Regions from separate parts of the Homo sapiens genome. Here region 1 is linked to region 2. Evidence: read pairs that join two places in POLR2A ChIA-PET (ENCODE). Cell type or tissue: CD4-positive, alpha-beta T cell. All regions are shown on one strand.

Region 1 (5,000 bases), 59 kb after region 2:
ATGGGTAAAGAAAATGTGGTATATATACGCAATAGAATACTATTCAGCCACAAAAAAAGAATGAAATCCTGTCATTCACAGCAACACAGATGGAACTAGAAGACATTAAGTGCAATAGGCTAGGACAGAAAGTTCACCACCACATCTTCACTCATGTGCAGAAGCTAAAAAAAGTTGATCTCATATAAGTAAAAAGTAGAACAGAAGATTCTAGTGTTCTAGTGTTCTAAAGCACAGTAGGATGATTATAGGTAACATAATATATAGTTTCAAACAGCAAAAAAGAGGATACTGAATGTTCCCAACAAAAAGAAATGATGTGTTTTAGATGATGGATATGCTAATTACCATGGCTTGATCATTACACATTGTACACATGTATCAAAATATCACATTGTACCCCATAAATATGTACAATTAATATGTGTCAATTTAAAAAAAAAAACTTCAGAACACATCCAAAGTTGGCTGAAAAAAATAACTGAAAATTTTAAACTATATGGTCAATGGTAGCAAAGAGAATTTATCACTAAGAATTGTGTAAGAAAGCTCTACACTCTTAAAATAATAGAGGTACAGTATGCATTAGTATTTTTTCTAGCTTAATTTATTTATGATACTATGGTTGTCCTTGCCAACTGTTAAGTCCCCTTGGGGTGGGTCTCTTCATCCTTTGTACGATGCCTAACAGATCAAAATGCTTAATGTTCCACTTTCTTGGCCTTAAGAATTCTTTGCTTTCTATATGTTTTTCTTGTAAGCATTTTCAGATTTCTCATGTTGAATATTAGAAGAAAGTTCATGGAAATACTATAGAGAAAAATACTCAATTCTTTCTAAACATAACTTTTACAGCATTGGTAAAGAAACTGTGGAGTCTTTAAAAACTACATTATTCCTCAACAAATGCTCTTTTAAAACATCTGGGAAAGAAACCCATTTCAGTTAACAACATAAAAGGAAGGACAAACTCTAACACCGTTTATTTAATATATGTGGTGTATGAACTTATTTAATGACCAAAAAAGGAAAAATTATTATTTAGTAAGTTTTGGGATAATAAAACAGAGGTTTGCCAAATAAAAGAGAGAAACAGGAATGCTTTAATGATTCCCATATCCTTGACAAAAAATTGTATCTTTGTTCTGTAGCTGGGCTCAGTGGCTCACGCCTGTAATCCCAGCACTTTGGGAGGCCAAGAAGGGTGGATCACCTGAAGTCAGGAGTTCGAAATCAGCCTGGCCAACATGGTGAAACCCCACCTCTACTAAAAATACAAAAATTAGCTGGGTGTGGTGGTGCATGCCTGTAATCTCAGCTACTCAGGAGGCTGAGGCAAGAGAATCGCTTGAATCTAGGAGAAGGAGGTTGCAGTGAGCCAAGATCATATACCACTGCACTCTAGCCTGGGTGAGAAAGGGAGGCTCTGTCTTAAAAAAAAAAAAAAAAAAAAAAAAATTGTAATTTGCTCCTCTAACAAGTCTTTTAATACTTAAAAAGGTTTATAATCTAAGATGAAATTCAGCCTACTGAATTTAGTTATACAAAATATATACATATATAGATACAGATATGTGCTAATGAGCTGTACCTTTTTCCCATGAAAATTGCAACCAAACAGTATTTAAAAACTAACAACACTGACTACAGGCAATTTCCCTCCTAGAGGATTCAGGTAGCACATGTGTTCTCATCAAGTTGATTTGAAACACTAAATTTTTCCTATTACTAATAACAGTGAGTTGGGTTTGAGAGATGAACCTTCCTGTTGAAAACAACTTAGTAATTTGTATAAAGTATTTTAAAACATCTTTTCAAAAGAACTGAAAAATTACAAGATAGTAAGAAATTACCAAGTAAAAACTAAAAAGAGAATTCAACAAATAACACTGGGAAAATAAATATCCACATGCAAAAGTATGAAGTTGGACCCTTAGCTTACAACATACACAAAAATTAACTCAAAATGGATCAAATACATAAACATTAGGGCTAAAAGTATAACACTCTTAGAAGAAAACATATGGGGAAAGTTCTGTCACATTTGATTTGGCAATGATTACTTGGATATGATATCAAAAGCACAAGCAGCAAAAGAACAAAATAGACAAAACTGGACTACATCGAAACTGAAAACACTATCAACAGAGTTAAAAGGCAACCCACAGTACTGGAAAAAATATTTGCAACTCACACATCTGATAATGGACTACTATATAGAATATATAAAGAACTCCTAAAATTCAACAACAAAAAATAGGCAAATTCAAAAATGGGAAGAGGATTTGAACAGATGTTTTTTCAAAGAAGATATGAAATGGCCAATAGGCATATGAAAAGATGCTCAACATCATCAGAAAAACACAAATCAAAACCACAATAAGACACCACTACTTCACACCCATTAGAATGGCAATTATTTAAAAAAAAATAGAAAATAACAAATGTTGGCTAGAATGTGGAGAAACTGTAACCATTATGGCATTACTGGTGAGAATATAACATGGTGCAGCTGCTGTGGAAAATATGGCAGTTCCTCAAAAAATTAAACACAGAATTACCATATGATCCACCAATTCCACCTTTAAGTCAAAGAAAAATCAAAAGGAAAATTTATAAGTATCTTGAGGGCCAGGCGTGGTGGCTCACGCCTGTAATCCCAACACTTCTGAAGGCCAAGGCGGGTTGATTACTTGAGGTCAGGAGGTCGAGACCAGCCTGGCCAACATGGTGAAACCCCATACAAAAAATTAGCTGGGCATGGTGGCGTGCGCCTGTAGTCCCAGCTACTGGGGAGGCTGAGGCAGGAGAATCACTTGAACTCGGGAGGCGGAGGTTGCAGTGAGCCGGGATCGCAGCACTGTGCTCCAGCCTGGGCAAGAGCTAAACTCCATTGCAAAAAAAAAAAAAAAAAAAAAATGCTAAATTTTATGTTATATTTTACCACAAAAAAAAAAGTACAAGGAGAATGAAAACTCAGCATGAAAAGCAAGTTCTGAAACCACATTTCCTCTAAAGTATCTTTATTGGTCATGGGAAACTAGAACCTATGTTTTAAAAGATTCTCAGGGTGACCAAGATAGAAATAAAGCTGAGGGCCACACAACAAGGGCCATCTAATCTGAGATTCTCCTCACAATAAACTGGAATCCTAAAGGGGCACATCCTCACAGTGAGAATGACATGAACTAGATTATGGTCTAACATCACACTGCTTTTCTCAAACTTCAAACTTGGGTCTGTAATCATCCCCTGGACTAGAATACTCCCAAGTTTCGGTCAGACACAAGTGCACACTGTCTAAGTACCTACGCTGTGGACTTAAAATCAGTCTTATAAATAATTCTTCAAATGCAATATCCAGGCCCCAGTCAAGGATAGTGGAGTATGCAAGAAATGTAGGAATAAGAAGCAGCAGAAAGGAAAAGGGGTCAGGAAAGAACCTTAGAAAGTGGATTATCAGATGCAGATTCTATGTGTTTTCTGTGACAGAAGAAATAAAATGACAGGTTGGAAACATTTAGCAGAGAACTAAACACTATAAATAGTAACAGATTTCTAAAAGAAAAAATAGAGACTCTAGAACTAAAAATAAAATATAACTCCAACTAAGAACTGAATGGAAAGGTTTAACAGATTAGATTCACCTTCAGAGATAATAAATAATGGAAAGACAAAAGACAAGTCTAGAGATATGCTGGAAGTAGTTTGAATAAGCTTTCAAGAACCAATTATGTGTAGCTCTTCCTAATTCTGCATCAGTAAAGTCAAATTGGTTGCCTGAAACTACCCTTGATAAGGATATTTATACTATGGAAATCAACAAATGCTACAAATCAGGGCTTCTTTTTCCCCGGAGAGCCATTTCACCAGCACACACTTGGAAGTTACCATACAGAATTTGGGACAGGGAGACAAAAAAAAAAAAAAAAAAAGTAAGTAGGGAGGAGAGCATAAGAAATGTAAAGGGTATAAAAGAGGGCCCAAAACGTCTTTAATTAAAGTTTCAAAAACTGAATAGAGAAAAGAAACACTTTATCAGTTAGTGGCTTTTTCCAGAACTAATTACCAAATCATAGATTTAAGAAGCCAAATGAATGCATTGCAGGATAAATAAAAAGAAATCTGCAATGAAGTAAGACTGACTTCTATATCATTAGAGTAGCCTATGTGTTTTTAAATCTATGAGTTTTTCCCTTTATCTCCAAAAATTATAAATGCTACCAGAATTGAGACAGACAGAGATTTATTTTCATTAATTTTGCCTACAATAAGCCTACGCTGTGGAACTACAGCTTCAGAACTTTTCAGCTGAAGTGGCTGGGCCATGGTGGCTCACACCTGTAATCCCAGCACTGTGAGGGGCAGAGGCAGGAGAATCACTTGAGCCCAGGAGTTCGAGACCAGCCTGGGCAACATGGCAAAACCCCATCTCTACAAAAAATACAAAAGAATTAGCCAAGTATGGTGGCGTGTGCCTGTAGTTGCAGCTACTCGGGAGGCTGAGATGGGAAGATGGTTTAAGCCCAGGAAGCAGAGGTTGCAGTGAGCAAAGATTGCCCCATTACACTCCAGCCTGGGCAATATAGTGAGACCCTGTCTCTGGGGAGGGGGGTACTTTTCAGCTCAAGAAAGTTTCCTTCTGCTTTTATATTTTGCTTCTGTTCCATTTATTCTGGTTTCTCCATTAGGAACTTATTCATCAGTATGGCACTTCTCTGTCTTCAGTATCTGTCATTTTTACCCTCATCATTTCTGTCATTTTTTTCTCCTCCTAAAAAAATCTCAAATAAATACTATAGGATTGACCCATTCATCGTATATAGGATTGACTCCATTTTCTGCAGGATCAGCTCTGCTATGTGCAACTGCCATTACAGATTTTGGCTATTGCATTTTTAGATTGTTGTCACTGTTTTCTTTTGGTCATCTTTATTCCAGCTCCTTTTAAAATCTCATTCTGATTTTTTGTTATAACTTTGTTTTGGTTTCCTAGAGGT
Region 2 (5,000 bases):
GAGCATGGCAAGTATGAGACTGGAAAGTGTCCCGTGGGACCCAGCTTCATGGAGCCGGGGGATCATGGCATATGATGAGTCTGGAGAGCTAGTTAGGCAGAAGCTGGACCTCAGGACATGCACACCATGCGAAGGAGTTTGGAGGTTACCTAAGAGCAATGGGAGGCTGTGGAAGGGTTTAGGAAAGGGGACAACAGATCCAATTTATATAATACAAAAGAACCTTCTGGCTTCAATGTGGGCAAAACAGATCCTAGCAAACCTTTGAAGAGGCCATTGCAATAGAGCAAGAAAGGTAGCTTTAATTTTCCGTAGATGGAGAGAAATAGGCAAAGTCTAGAAATGCTTGGAATTTAGTATTTAAAATCAACTATGGTGACATGTTAGCTAAATGGAAGAGCGGGGAGGAAAGGAATGGCCAAGATGATTGTTAGTGTTCTCTCCTATTCTGAGGGATGATCATAGCATTCACTGAGACGCCTGTCATTGGCATAGGGAGAATATGATTTAGGAAGGAAAATAGGAGTCTGTTTTTGGTCATGTTGAATTTGAGGTACCTTTGAGACATCAAAGGGGAGATAATAGGTAAGCAGCTGGTTGAAGAGGTCTGAAAGAGAGAAAAACATTGTGAGTCTTAAGGTGTAGGTGATATTTAAGCCTTGGGTGCAGATCATGCAAGCTGAGAGTTTGGAGTAAAAAGAGGAAAGGCCTCAAGATCAAGCCTTGAGAAACCCAGCATCCAGTGGACCAGGTAAAAGAAGGTGGCCCATCAGAGGAGATGGAAGACACAGCCAGAGATAGGAAGAAAGCCAGGACAGTGTTTTGTCATGGGAGCCAAGAGAAAGATAACATATAAACAAGGAAGGAGTGGTTAACTTTGTCAAACACTGCTAAGGGAGGGGTCCAGAAAAAAGCATTGAAGAATATCACTGGATTTTGTGATTTGTAGTGGAATGAGAGGACAGAAGTCAGATGGAGGGGCAGAATATGAATGGAAGGAAAGGAAATGTGAACATTCATTCTATACATCTAGAGGACCAATGTGATGGAGACAGAAACAAACAGCTAACAGAACAATAGAGTAAGCATGCTGTGTACACCATGCTGTGGAGCAGGGACGGGGCAGCCATTAAGCCCTCCCTGGAAGGAGCAGGGGAGGCCAGGGCAGGCTTTACAGAGGAATTGGTTCTTTATTGAGACCCATCATGCATGGAATGAGGGATGAGAATAAATCTGTCAGGCAGAAAAGGGGAGAGGGCGTCCTGAACAAAGGCAGTACGTGTGTAAAGGCATGAGATGTGGGAGTAGCTGTGTTATTTAGGGATTACAGACTGTTTGATTTGGAGCACAGATTGCCTTTGGAGCCGTGACAGATTAATCTTGAAAAGGAAGCAGGGGCCCAATCTTAAAACACTGGGTGTTAGAGTGAAGTATTTGTAATTTACCAGTGTTTCTCAGCTTACCTTTGGAAATATTCTTAATGGCAGAAAACATTAAGTGAGGACCCTTTATAATGCAAGCACAAACTTTCCTTTCAAATTTCGTGTTTTAAAAATTTAATGAATTTTACATTCTAGTCCATAATATATTTGCTTGTCTTTTTATGTGAAAGTATCTTAGGTTATTTTCCACTGGGTAAAAATGACTCCATGGATATGAACCTCACTGATTCTGTGGCTCTGGGGAGCTCTTTCCCATTACTGTACATGTCCTCACCCCACATATCCCCACTCACAAGTCCAGAGAGAACTTAGGGTAGAAGTCATCAGTATGTAAGTGGCAGCTGAAGCTTTGGAAGTAGATGAAATCGCTCCAAAATAGAATGCAGAGTGGTGGGAGAAGAGGGCCATGCAGCGAGAGATCCTGAACAACACAAATATTTAAAAGGAGGACAGAAGGAAAACATTGAGAAAATTGTGAGGGATCTGTAGAAGAAGGAAGAGACCCAAGGTGGAGAAAATGGGGAGGAATTTCAACAATACAAGGATGCTTGACAGTGCCCAGTGCTACAGAAATCATTGCATGCAAAATAGTCCCTGAAAGACACAGACGGGATTTGGTGGGTCTTTGATTATTGAAGTTATTGTGACCTTAATGAAGGCAGATTCAGTCAAGGGGTCAGAAGAGATTTAGTTGCACTGAGAAAACAATACCAATTGTGCTTGACCATGCTTTCAAGAAGCTGAGCTTTGAGGGAATAGTAGGAGCAAGCGTGCTGCATGCAAGGAGATTCAGGATCATGGGGAATGGTTTCCATAAGGTAGGGATAGAAACATATTTATATGCTGAGGAAGAGCCAGAGTAGGGGAAGAGATTGAAAATACAAGAGAGTACAGGCCTGCTGCCTTATACATAGGCAATAAATTGTAAAAATATTTCTTTAACAAATGACTGTTTACTGTTAAATTCCTCAGTCTCAGTTTCATAGGTGAAATATGTTTTATGGGCTGCATGTTTTGTGTACTTAATCATAGTTATATTGATTTTTGCGGGGGTGTATTTTCTTTTAGCCTCAGAATATTCTGTTGACAAGTGAATCTCCATTGGGTGACATTAAGATTGTTGATTTTGGCCTTTCAAGAATATTGAAGAACAGTGAAGAGCTCCGAGAAATTATGGGTACCCCTGAATATGTGGGTAAGTATTCATAAAAGTAGTTTTGTTCTGGGGTCAGGCATCACCTTCATTAGGGGACTTGTCCATGTGGCATGACTCATAGTGGAGCCAGCTATCTACTATGTTGAAATTCTACCATCAGAGATCTATTCCTTTGGATTACATTTTACAATGGAAAACGTTCAAGAGTAAGATACCAAATTGGTGATCTCTTCACTATCTCTTCACTACAGAGCTAAGAGAATTTGAAGGGATTACTTCTAAAAGGAATAGGAGAGGATTTTCTTAACAAAGTAGGATATTAGCTTATCTGAGGGTGGGAGGATATTTAACAAGTAAGGACCTTTAAGGATGTTCTGGTTGATAACAAACATTGACAAAGGAATTGCCAAGTCTGAGGCTCCATAGAAGTGTGGAGCAGAGAGGGCATTTGGTTGGATCCATGGTTGAGTGCTTCTGGCAGAAAGAAAAAGGAGCTTAAACATTGAAGGTAGCAGCAAGAAAGCAGCTGAATGATGATACTCCATGGGTGTAGGCGTATCATCAAAGAAGTCAACTATTACTTTCTTTGATAGACTGAGGAAAATTGGAGTTTGAAAGATTAATAGTTTGATGGTCTTTTTAAGGTATCTGTAGAATAAGGCTGTGAAACTGAGAGGTTGTGACCAGAGATTAGATTATTAATATTTAGGCCAAGTGCAGTGGCTCACGCCTGTAATCCCAGCACTTTGGGAGGCCAAGGTGGGCAGATCACTTGAGGCCAGGAATCTGAGACCAGCCTGGCCAACATGGCAAAACCCGTCTCTACTAAAAATACAAAAATTAGCCAGGCGTGATGGTGTGCACTTGTAGTCCCAGCTACTCGGGAGGCTGAGGCAGGAGAATGGCGTGAACCTGGGAGGCGGAGCTTGCAGTGAGCCAAGATCGTGCCACTGCACTCCAGCCTGGGCGACAGAGTGAGACTCCGTCTCAAAAAAAAAAAAAAGAATATTAATATTTAAAATTTCAGTGGTGAAATAGCTCTTTGTAATTATGAGGCCTTGGATATAAGGCTGGAAAGGCAGTTTTTTAGACCAGGAAATCAAGAAGCTGTGAAGGTAGGCTGTCTGGGTCATGGACATCAGTGTGGAAGTCACCTAGGCTGCCAGCAGACCTGGGAGAAGAGGAGGGCGGCCGTGGCAGGAATGGAGAAGGCTGTGGCCTGGGCCTGAGGGAAGACTCTGTGCCTGAGGGTAGAAGTGTGAAGTGAGCAAATACAGGCTAGAAGAGGGGGAATGAAGAGAGCAGGGTCTCCTTTCAGAGAAGAGGGTAAAAGGAGTGTGTAGTTCTTGAAGGACTGAGGATGTTACAAGAAAAGAGCTATCCGGAGCACAGAAAGACTCAGGAGGGCCGATAGGGTTGAAGAAAACAAACCTGTATGGCAATGATAGTTCAAAAAATAATTCAGAGATTTTTTAAAAGATCCTTAGTTAATTAGATAATAAAAGATGCCACAGGCACAGAAACAACCTTTAAAATTTTTTATATATTTTAATGGGCCAGAATACTTAATTTTCAGTACACTGACTAATATGCGTCATGACCACTAAGTTAGTTTTGGGGATGTGACTTAATAGTGTTTCTTTAGGGAAAACAGCAACCCAAGTGTTTTAGCCAAATTTAATGGGTACCATTGTAAGCTCAAATACACAAGACTGCAGAATGTAGGTCTGTGAGCTGAAAAATCAAAATAGTAATTATTGCCCTGAATGAGGTGGGTTTTTGTTTTGTTTTAATGCTTTCTTTGTTGTTGTTTGAGAGAGTCTCACTCTGCCACCCAGGCTGGAATGCAGTGGCACCATCATAGCTTCCTGCAGCTCCCAACTTGAGCTCCTCCTGCCTCAGCCTCCCGAGTAGCTGGGACCACAGGCACGTGCCAGCACAGCGGGCCAGTTTTTTGTTTGTTTTTTTGGTAAAGATGGGTCTCACTGTGTTGCCCAGGCTAGTGATTTGTTTTAGAGCTTTCTGTTCCTTAGTAAATTTTAAATTTTCTATCAAGAGCCTTTCCCCATCTCAAAACATTATAATGGAAGTACAAGCTCAATCCAAAAAGAAAAAAACTAAAAATGATTCAAAAGTACATAATACAGAAAAACAAAGGGACTCTCCTCTTTTTCCTTCCGTGACTCACCTTTTAAAAGGTGAGTTTATGCCTCCCACAGTCATTTTACATACACACAGAAACTGGTGTGAGTTCTGGCCCTGTACTTGCCATCTATGTGACCTTGGCCCTTAAATCTCTTTATACCTCAGATTCCTCTGTCCATAAAAAGGGGCTAGTAATAGTACCGACCTCATAGGGAATTTGTAAGGATTTCATTGGATTTGCTGTACAAAGCCCTTAA

The links. Peaks named below come from ENCODE experiments on the same cell type or tissue, not always from the same donor. Only the 100,000 strongest peaks of a DNase experiment are listed, where the experiment ranks them.
Region 1: POLR2A ChIA-PET joins it to region 2 with 14 read pairs; 9 of 35 experiments call an interaction of 5 or more read pairs at or near these places.

What each region holds. Positions count from the first base shown.
Region 1 is chr7:43,676,368-43,681,367 of GRCh38, forward strand. All of the region lies in intron 1 of COA1 (cytochrome c oxidase assembly factor 1), which reads right to left. Among named protein-coding and RNA genes, the nearest start is that of COA1, 51 kb to the right of the region's middle. In CD4-positive, alpha-beta T cell, no CTCF peak of the experiment used is centred here; no DNase peak of the experiment used is centred here; H3K27ac peaks cover 348 bases.
Region 2 is chr7:43,617,087-43,622,086 of GRCh38, forward strand. It overlaps STK17A (serine/threonine kinase 17a), which reads left to right. Exons shown (of 7, transcript NM_004760.3): 4 at 2,511-2,637. It also overlaps a transcript of COA1 not described here. Among named protein-coding and RNA genes, the nearest start is that of STK17A, 36 kb to the left of the region's middle. In CD4-positive, alpha-beta T cell, no CTCF peak of the experiment used is centred here; no DNase peak of the experiment used is centred here; H3K27ac peaks cover 4,046 bases.